Linked DNA regions of Mus musculus: all the other regions are linked to region 3. Evidence: chromatin loops called from intact Hi-C (ENCODE). Cell type or tissue: heart. All regions are shown on one strand. Region 1 overlaps Fam53b (family with sequence similarity 53, member B). Region 2 overlaps Fam53b (family with sequence similarity 53, member B). Region 3 overlaps Lhpp (phospholysine phosphohistidine inorganic pyrophosphate phosphatase).

Region 1 (2,500 bases), 92 kb after region 3:
AAAGATAGAGGAGTTTTACAGCCCTGGAGATCTCAGTGCTGTGTTTTTGATATTCTTTTAAAGTGGTATACAGTCATAACACAATGAGGTCTCTAGATAAGTAGTTACATACAGACTCAAGAGATCTGATTCTTGCAGCCTTCAAAACCCCAGGAAGCAAAGCCACCAGCCAGCCCTGTGGCTGACTCACTCCTGGATTTCGTACCTGTCTACTTGTGCTGACAGTGAGGTGCAGTTATGTATTGGCTCCCCCACCCCAAGGCTGTGGTGTGCTAACTTGGCCCCAGGGCTGCAAAGACCGTCTGTTTTGGGCAGAAGCTCACCAGCCCTTTAAGTGTGAGACTAAAGGCAGCTTTGCTAAACTGATCTGTTGACAAGAACATCAATGGGCAAGCTAGGCAATAACTTGAGCCTTCCCCCAAGGTCTTACCTGGTTAGTTGGTTATTTGATTTAAAAAAAAAAAAAAAAAACCAGAGCGCTCAGGCTGACTTGAAACTCACTATGAAACCCAGCCTGGATTTGAACTTGCTGTAATCCTCCTCTCTGAGCCTCTCAGATGATGGGATTACAGTCATCACATTTGGCTCTCTCATCTGCTTTTAATGAAGTGTAGATAGAAGCTGTCACCAGAATGGAAACTTACTAGAAGCTGAGTCAGGAAAACAGGCTCCTAGGCTTCTCCACTTTAGCCTTTGGCCCTGCCATGTCTTAAGGACAGTCATACAAAACACCAAGTTCATTTCACACAGACAAGAGGGTTAGGAGGGCTGACGGTAGATACTCCACTCAGTCTGATCTGCAAAAACAGGAAGGCTGACCTGCTAGGCTCTAAAAGAAGGGACAAAGATAAGGGTGTAATGGCTACCAGGGCCTTTGCCTCATTAGTAGGGCGGGGACTGCAAATAGCAGCTTGCAGCTTTCACTGCTTTTGGCAAGCCTATAGTCTTGAAAAAAAAAAAAAAAAAGAGGGCAGGGGCTGGTGGGACCACTAAGATTTTAAAACTGCACTGCCCTGAACATTGAAGGCACAGGCCTCTGTTTCTTCATTTGTACAAGGTGCTGTGTCAACCTTGACAAGAGCCTTCAGCTCTACCCCCAAGATCCCAGGAGTACGTACAAATGTCAGGGAAACTAGTATTCTCCATAGCAGCAAAGTTCCAAAGGGCTGGAAAGGCCAGTTTGGCTATTTTTTGATCCCCTCATGTTTGGGGCACATGGAGAGCACATGAGACAGACAGATCTCTAAACTACACACACACACACACCAAGGTTAGCTGCGTTTGTATTAGATAAGGGGACTGAAAGCGAGGACAGCCCTTTAGAAAGCTGTCAATAGATGTGTTACCTCCACACTGGGGGCCCTGTTGAAGCTGAGAGAACATGAGCATGCTCTCTAAGCAACTGTTTACATCCTGGGCCGTCACAGCATCCCTGCCCACTGGTGAAACTGGGCTTCAGAGCAGTGCCATGTGTCCTCGGGGCACACCCAGTTGGCAAACAGCAGACATGAGCATGCTCTGCGGCCCTACAGCCATACTCTTGCGACTAGGACAGGATGTTCCCGACTTGCTCACTGCCTATCCTTCTCCACTGAGAGGCCGACACCCAAAGATAGTGCAGTAGCCATCTCCTGGCCTACAGCACCATGGCAGCCCGCTCCCGCTCCCTCACCTTTGTGAGAGGGCAGCCCAGGAGGCTCACAGACAGCTGTCCTGGGCCAACTCCACTCCTTCCATTCTGTACTTCACTCCACACACACTGTCTGGAACCAATAAAAGGGACATGAACTGAAAAGCATCCTGTGTGGATTTCAAAAATCGCATACATATGTAACCACAACAAGGATCAATTCAAACTGTAAAGAGTTTTTTTTTTTTTTTAAGCAGACACATGTACTTGTATGTGGATGTATTTTTCACTGGAAACAAATCACATACTAGCCTGTATTAGTCCATAAGCAATTTCTTCTAGGAGGTCCTGGCTCAGGGATCACAATCACACATAAACCCCCGGCTGTGTAATGCCGGGATTGCTGGTGGTGGTTTTAATGTTGTTTTGGTCATCTGACCACAATGGAAACTGTCTAGCCCCGAATGCCAGCTTCTCCACACAGGTACAAGCACAGGCCATTTTCAGTGATCAACTGAGGTTGAGTTAAGAACCCAAAGCCTGCTGAATCTCAACGTGAAATCTCTTAGCCCTGTGCAGCTCAACACAGCCAACTGTTTTCCTGAGGAACTCCATTCAGAGAGTGCCCCGGGGAACAACCCTTTTATGTACAGAGTAGACGTTAACAGCCGAGTAATTAAACACTGAAAGTGGGGCTTATAATTAAAATGCTGACAAACCTGAAGCCGAGCGCACAAGTCAGCCGCTCTAATGTTTTTACAATTCCTTTTTATACATAATGTATGATCCTTCTGCTCAAGTTTCCTCTATGTTCCTTGTCTGTGAAATAATTTACATTAATAAATAATTTATTACCATAACTCCTGAAGT
Region 2 (2,500 bases), 61 kb after region 3:
CCAAGGGACAGAAACCTCTGCAGCAAGCCTGTGTTTTCAGGGCTGAGTGGGCACCACGCAGGTGCCTCTCCTTTGCCACTGCCTGGCTCAGAAGGATCTGCTTTCCCGTAACAGGGAGCGGGGAGGCCCTCAATGGCCACTGCCTCCAAAGGTCTTTCACTCAGCAGTGGTTCTCAATCTAGGCAATACTGCTTCCAAATCAGCATTACCTGTCACAGACCCCCATCTGTGACACTTCTAAGCATCTAGGCGGTCAGAACAGAAAAGCTCTGAGCACAGGCCCCAATGCCATTAGCATGAAAGCTGGGGTCACTCTACTCTATCGCCCATCAGGCTGGGAAGGGCAAGTATCTTTTTTGTTGGTATTCAAGTGCCTTACAGAATGCTTTCTTTATGGTACCAAAGCTATATCTGCTCTGGCTCCACCCTGCACTCATCCGTCTTCCTCAGGTGTCTCCTCCGACGCCTGGAGGAAGAGGGGAAGAGAAGCTGACAATCCTAAGGCATGCGAGCCAGTGGAGCTGCTTTCTGAGAGCCACCCGTCCCTGAGCGGGCTCTGCATGGTTGTGCCAGCATCTTGTGTCTCCATGTTGTTCTGAGCTTCCAGCCCTGGGCTGTGAGGCCAGTGGCTAAAGACATTACAAGGTATACAATGACATAATCGCTGAGCATGGTGGCCCTGTGTCCAGCATGGACGTCAAAGCTGCTCTCTGCTGCTCCTTCCCATCTCTGCCTTCTCTCTCTGAATGTTAAGCCTGTGGCTGTGGCATGATTGGCTGGATTACTTGAGGTTAGACACCCAAATGCCATTCTCTCTGGGTCTAAAGTGAGGCTCCATTCACAAGATCCCAGTGCTCAGGCACCCTTGGAATCAGCCCTGGGGTCATGAATGACAGAGGGCCATCACCAAGCACAGAGCCCATTTTGGCTGACCCAGCACCTGACACTGGGGGCCCAGATCAGGACTACGTCACTGCTTTAGGAATTAGTCAGGGCAAAGGATGTTGACCAGCACAACTGGAAGCTCCACACTTAATGGCCAGGCCAGGATGAAGGAAGGACAGGACTCTCTGCTGAGAGGCTCTGTGTGGGTGGCAGACCTACTTCCACAGGGTACAATTTGGTCCTCCTAACAACCAAGAGAAACGAAGTCACAATGTGAATGTGGTGCTGAGGCTCTGAGGGAAGAATCTATCCCCAGTACCATAGTGAGGAAGGAAGTAGCAGAGAAGGCCAAGGTCACCACAGGGGTCCTGTTCATCTTAAGGTCATCCCAGCATCTACCTAGAAGGATGAGAAAGAGAGAGCTGCCTAAAATAAGCAGATAACATCACCAGGTGTCACTAGAGAGACACTCAGTAGGAGCTTTGCTGGCAGCACCACATAGGGCCAATCCTAGAGCCAGCCTAGAACATCAAGACAGCACGCCCAGCTAGCAGCCAGCAGGGGGCCCAGAGGAGAGACAAAAAGGGGAGAGGAAGTGGGTGCGGGTGAGGAAAGCATCGACAGGAAATGCCCTTGGAACACGCCCTATGGCAGCAGCAGGCTGAGGCCTGGCCACCCCCACCCCCACCCCCACCCCACAGTTCTCTAGTCTCAGGTCTCCCCGGGATGCTGAAAACCTGTTTGCCTCTGCAGGACAAAATGGCACACCCCCTCCACCTAAGAGCCCCCTTTCGAGTCGCACTGGGACACCTCAGCTTGCTGAGGAAACAAAGACACGGTCTCAGAAGCTCTAGGAACATCTGTCTGAAACTCTTGAACAGGGGAACACAGCAGGGGCATAGCCAAAGGCAAGCCTCTAAGATGGATAAAGGCAGATGGGCAGTAGCTGTCTCCACACTCAAGTCCCCAGCACCCATGAGCCTGGGACTTCCATGGAGGACAAAGGCGGGGGGTGGGGGGTGGGGGGCGGAGGTAGGGAAAGTCAGATTCGACCTGCTGTGTCTTGGCCTGGATCTGCCATACAGCCATCTCCTTTCCCTCAGAGCTGGTCTCCCTTATTGACAGAAACAATGGCCTCTGCTCAGTCATCCTGGTAGGACTATAGGGAGAACTGGGAAGGAGGGGTCTGCTGAAAGGACACTAGGAGAGCCTGAGGCTGCACTCTCGCAGTGGCCACAAGCCTGAGAGATCTCTGCTTTGCTTTGTTGACTGGCACTCAGGTTCAGAGAGGTTTGGGACCGTGTCAAAGGCCCTAAGACTCAATCGAGAACTAGGCCCAGCTCACTTGCTCTGTGTGCTAGGGCTCCTCAGCCACTTACAGCCTGGGTGGGATTAGCAAGTGTGGGAAGTTGCCGGCCTGGGAAGAGAAAGCACCGCCCGGGCCTGAGGAATGTGCCTAGTCACTGGAAGCCAGGGGAAAGCCGTGACAAGTCACTCAGGCAGAGGAGACAGGATGGAACCAGGGGGAGAGATGAGTATGAGAGTGTGTTCTCGATTTGCAGAGTGGCAGAGAACCAGCTGGGAGAGCGCCAGGAAGAAGGCAGGCCTGGTTGCT
Region 3 (2,500 bases):
CTCTTGGCTTGTAGCATGCCAAGAAACCGTGTGGGTGGGGAGTTTCAGGTTTACAGTACCTTTTGGCTACACTGGAGGGTTTTGCCTGTCTGCCCACTTGTTCTACATCTGCCTACAGAAGTGAGAGCCATCTTCCCTTGCCATCCTTCAGTGGGAGTCTATAAAAGAGTGAAGACCCTTGGGCCAGTGAGATGGCTCATTTACTAGAGGGGCTTGCTGCCAAGCCTGCCAACCTGAATTATAAATTCCTGGGATCTTCATGGTAGAAAGAGAGAAGCATTTTTGTTTTTAAAATCTGTCCTCTGACCTCCACACACACCCTTGGCATGGGTTCTATGACATATGTATCATCCAATAAATTAAAAAAAAGTTTCAGGTATTTTTTAAATTAAAATATAATTACATCATTTTCTTCCTCCCCTTTCCTTCTTCCACCCCTGCTCTTCTCACCTCCCAATCTCTCAAATTCATGACCCCCCTTTTTTTAAAGAGAGAAAGAAAGAAAGAAAGGAAGGAAGGAAGAAAGAAAGAAAGAAAGAAAGAAAGAAAGAAAGAAAGAAAATGTTTGTAAAAAGAATATAGGCATCTATGCACAAGCTGTAATCTCCCAAATACAACCACCAGTGTGTCTCTGCTGCAAGATTTATTTATTTATTTATTTATTTATTTATTTATTTATTTATTTACTTACTTACCTACTTACTTATTTGGGTTTCTCTGTGTATCCCTGGCTGTCCTGGAACTCACTCTGTAGACCAGGCTGGCCTTGAACTCAGAAATCTGCCTGCCTCTGCCTCCCAAGTGCTGGGATTAAAGGCGTTGCAGGCTCTGCTGCAGGTTTTATTTAGGGTTATGGTTTAGTTCCCAGCACTATTTTAAAGTCTGTATCTAGATATCCAGGCTATCACTCAGATCTTGTGTCCTTTGGGGTCTGGTTGCCAGGTTTGATGATGGGCACCTCTAATCCCAGTGCTGAAGAGGCAGTGGGCTACATGGCAACCCCAACAGTAACAAGGAAGCAAGAAGGGAGGGGTGGGGCGAGAACTTGCTGGCACATCCAGGTAGAAGCATCCCATTCATTGTCTCAGGACAGTGACCTTGCTGAAGGTCAGGCGGCAGCTAAGGAGGATGGCTGACAGAGCCAGGACCAAGGCTGCTGACTTCCAGCTGCAGCCGACATGATCTGGTTACAAGAGTGAAGGAGAGAAACCTTTCTGCCTTCAGGAGCCAAGAAAACCAAGGCAACAAAGGCGAGGGCGACCTCTGCTGTCCTCGGAGGGCCTCGGTTACCAGGCTCGGAGGCCCATCCTGTCCCTGGGTGGCCTGGAACTCCAGCCTTGGCAGCTGTGCAGTGTTTGTTATGGGCAGTTACCATGCCACCCTCTGGTATCTCAGCGAGAGAGGCCCAGGGACAGGTGTGGCTGAGCACAGAGATTCCCAGTCTGCCCTAGCCCCCAGACGCACCTTCTCCTCTTACCCCAAGGGGACAGAGCCTCGAGATGACTATGGTATTGAATAGTCTCTAGTTCTTGGCACCTTCTCTCTGCCAGCAGTCTGCTTAGAATGGCTGGGTCCCAGAAGGAACTTATACTCAGTAGGGGTTATCCTTGCCTCCCAGAGACACAAGCCACTTTCCTGTCCGCCAGAGGCCATTAAGCTAGAGAGCAGGAAGGTCATTCCTGCTTCTGTTTGTCCTTGGTGATCTAAGCAGCGTGTGGATGACGGTTGTAGGCCTGAGGGTATTGGGAGCGGCTTGGTAGTACTGTTCATTTTCCTGTGTCCTCGGAGTCATGGTTCATTCACAGCTTGGAACATCCACCATGGAAACGTTTATACCGTGAAAACCAGCTAGTGTGTCAGAGCAGGGGCCCCATCTACAGGAACAATTCACGCCTGCCTAGTCAGGTCTTCTGTGCAGGGTTGATAGGACAACGCCTGCAGAACTCAGGTGTTTGAGGTGGGCAGTTAGCTCTTCTCTCGTATGAAGGAGGCAGAGTCTGGTGAGCAGCTATCAAGAGGTCTGCTTAGAGTTCACTGTAACCATACTGACTCTTTCCACTGTATTTCCCCATACGGGTCGAGAGCAGGGTCCTGCTCCATTTCTTTACTGTAGGCACAGGCCTAGAAAAATGTACCCCAGTAGGCATCCAGAGCCTGCATCCATCCAGCTCTCCTTCAGATGGTGCCAGCCAGATGCTGGAACCCCCAGCCCCAGGCAGAGCTCTCTGTCGTCCTTGTGTCCCAGGCCCCTGCCAAGAGCAGTGTGGGTGAGGATGAGGGCATTTCTCTGGGACTCTGGAAACACAGAGCTGGGGTTTGTGCCTTGGTGCCCCCGGAAGGTGTGGTCCCTTGTAGCTCCGCTTCTGTCCACCCCTGCCTCTTGCCCCATCCTCTGATGTTGTGATTGTATTTGAATTGATTGTCCCTAAAGAGGACTTCAAGATCCCAGGGGACTTAGTCCTTCCTTGACTGCTCTGTAGCCACAGGCCCGGGTTTACCC

Evidence for each region. Hi-C counts contacts between places; a loop is a spot of excess contacts. Peaks named below come from ENCODE experiments on the same cell type or tissue, not always from the same donor. Only the 100,000 strongest peaks of a DNase experiment are listed, where the experiment ranks them.
Region 1: a loop joins it to region 3, with 1.9 times the contacts of the local background. A loop is called at or near these places in 2 of 42 quality-filtered maps.
Region 2: it touches region 3 in a loop (2.1-fold over the local background); 3 of 42 quality-filtered maps call a loop at or near these places.

The regions. Positions count from the first base shown.
Region 1 is chr7:132,765,156-132,767,655 of GRCm38, forward strand. The region is part of intron 3 of Fam53b (family with sequence similarity 53, member B); the gene reads right to left. Among named protein-coding and RNA genes, the nearest start is that of Fam53b, 47 kb to the right of the region's middle. In heart, no CTCF peak of the experiment used is centred here; a DNase peak (open chromatin) is centred at 1,486; H3K27ac peaks cover 720 bases.
Region 2 is chr7:132,733,910-132,736,409 of GRCm38, forward strand. All of the region lies in intron 4 of Fam53b (family with sequence similarity 53, member B), which reads right to left. Among named protein-coding and RNA genes, the nearest start is that of Fam53b, 79 kb to the right of the region's middle. In heart, a CTCF peak has its summit at 1,427 (motif pointing right); DNase peaks (open chromatin) are centred at 542, 1,472 and 2,352; H3K27ac peaks cover 2,147 bases.
Region 3 is chr7:132,672,872-132,675,371 of GRCm38, forward strand. All of the region lies in intron 6 of Lhpp (phospholysine phosphohistidine inorganic pyrophosphate phosphatase), which reads left to right. Among named protein-coding and RNA genes, the nearest start is that of Lhpp, 63 kb to the left of the region's middle. In heart, a CTCF peak has its summit at 1,273 (motif pointing left); a DNase peak (open chromatin) is centred at 1,350; H3K27ac peaks cover 1,678 bases.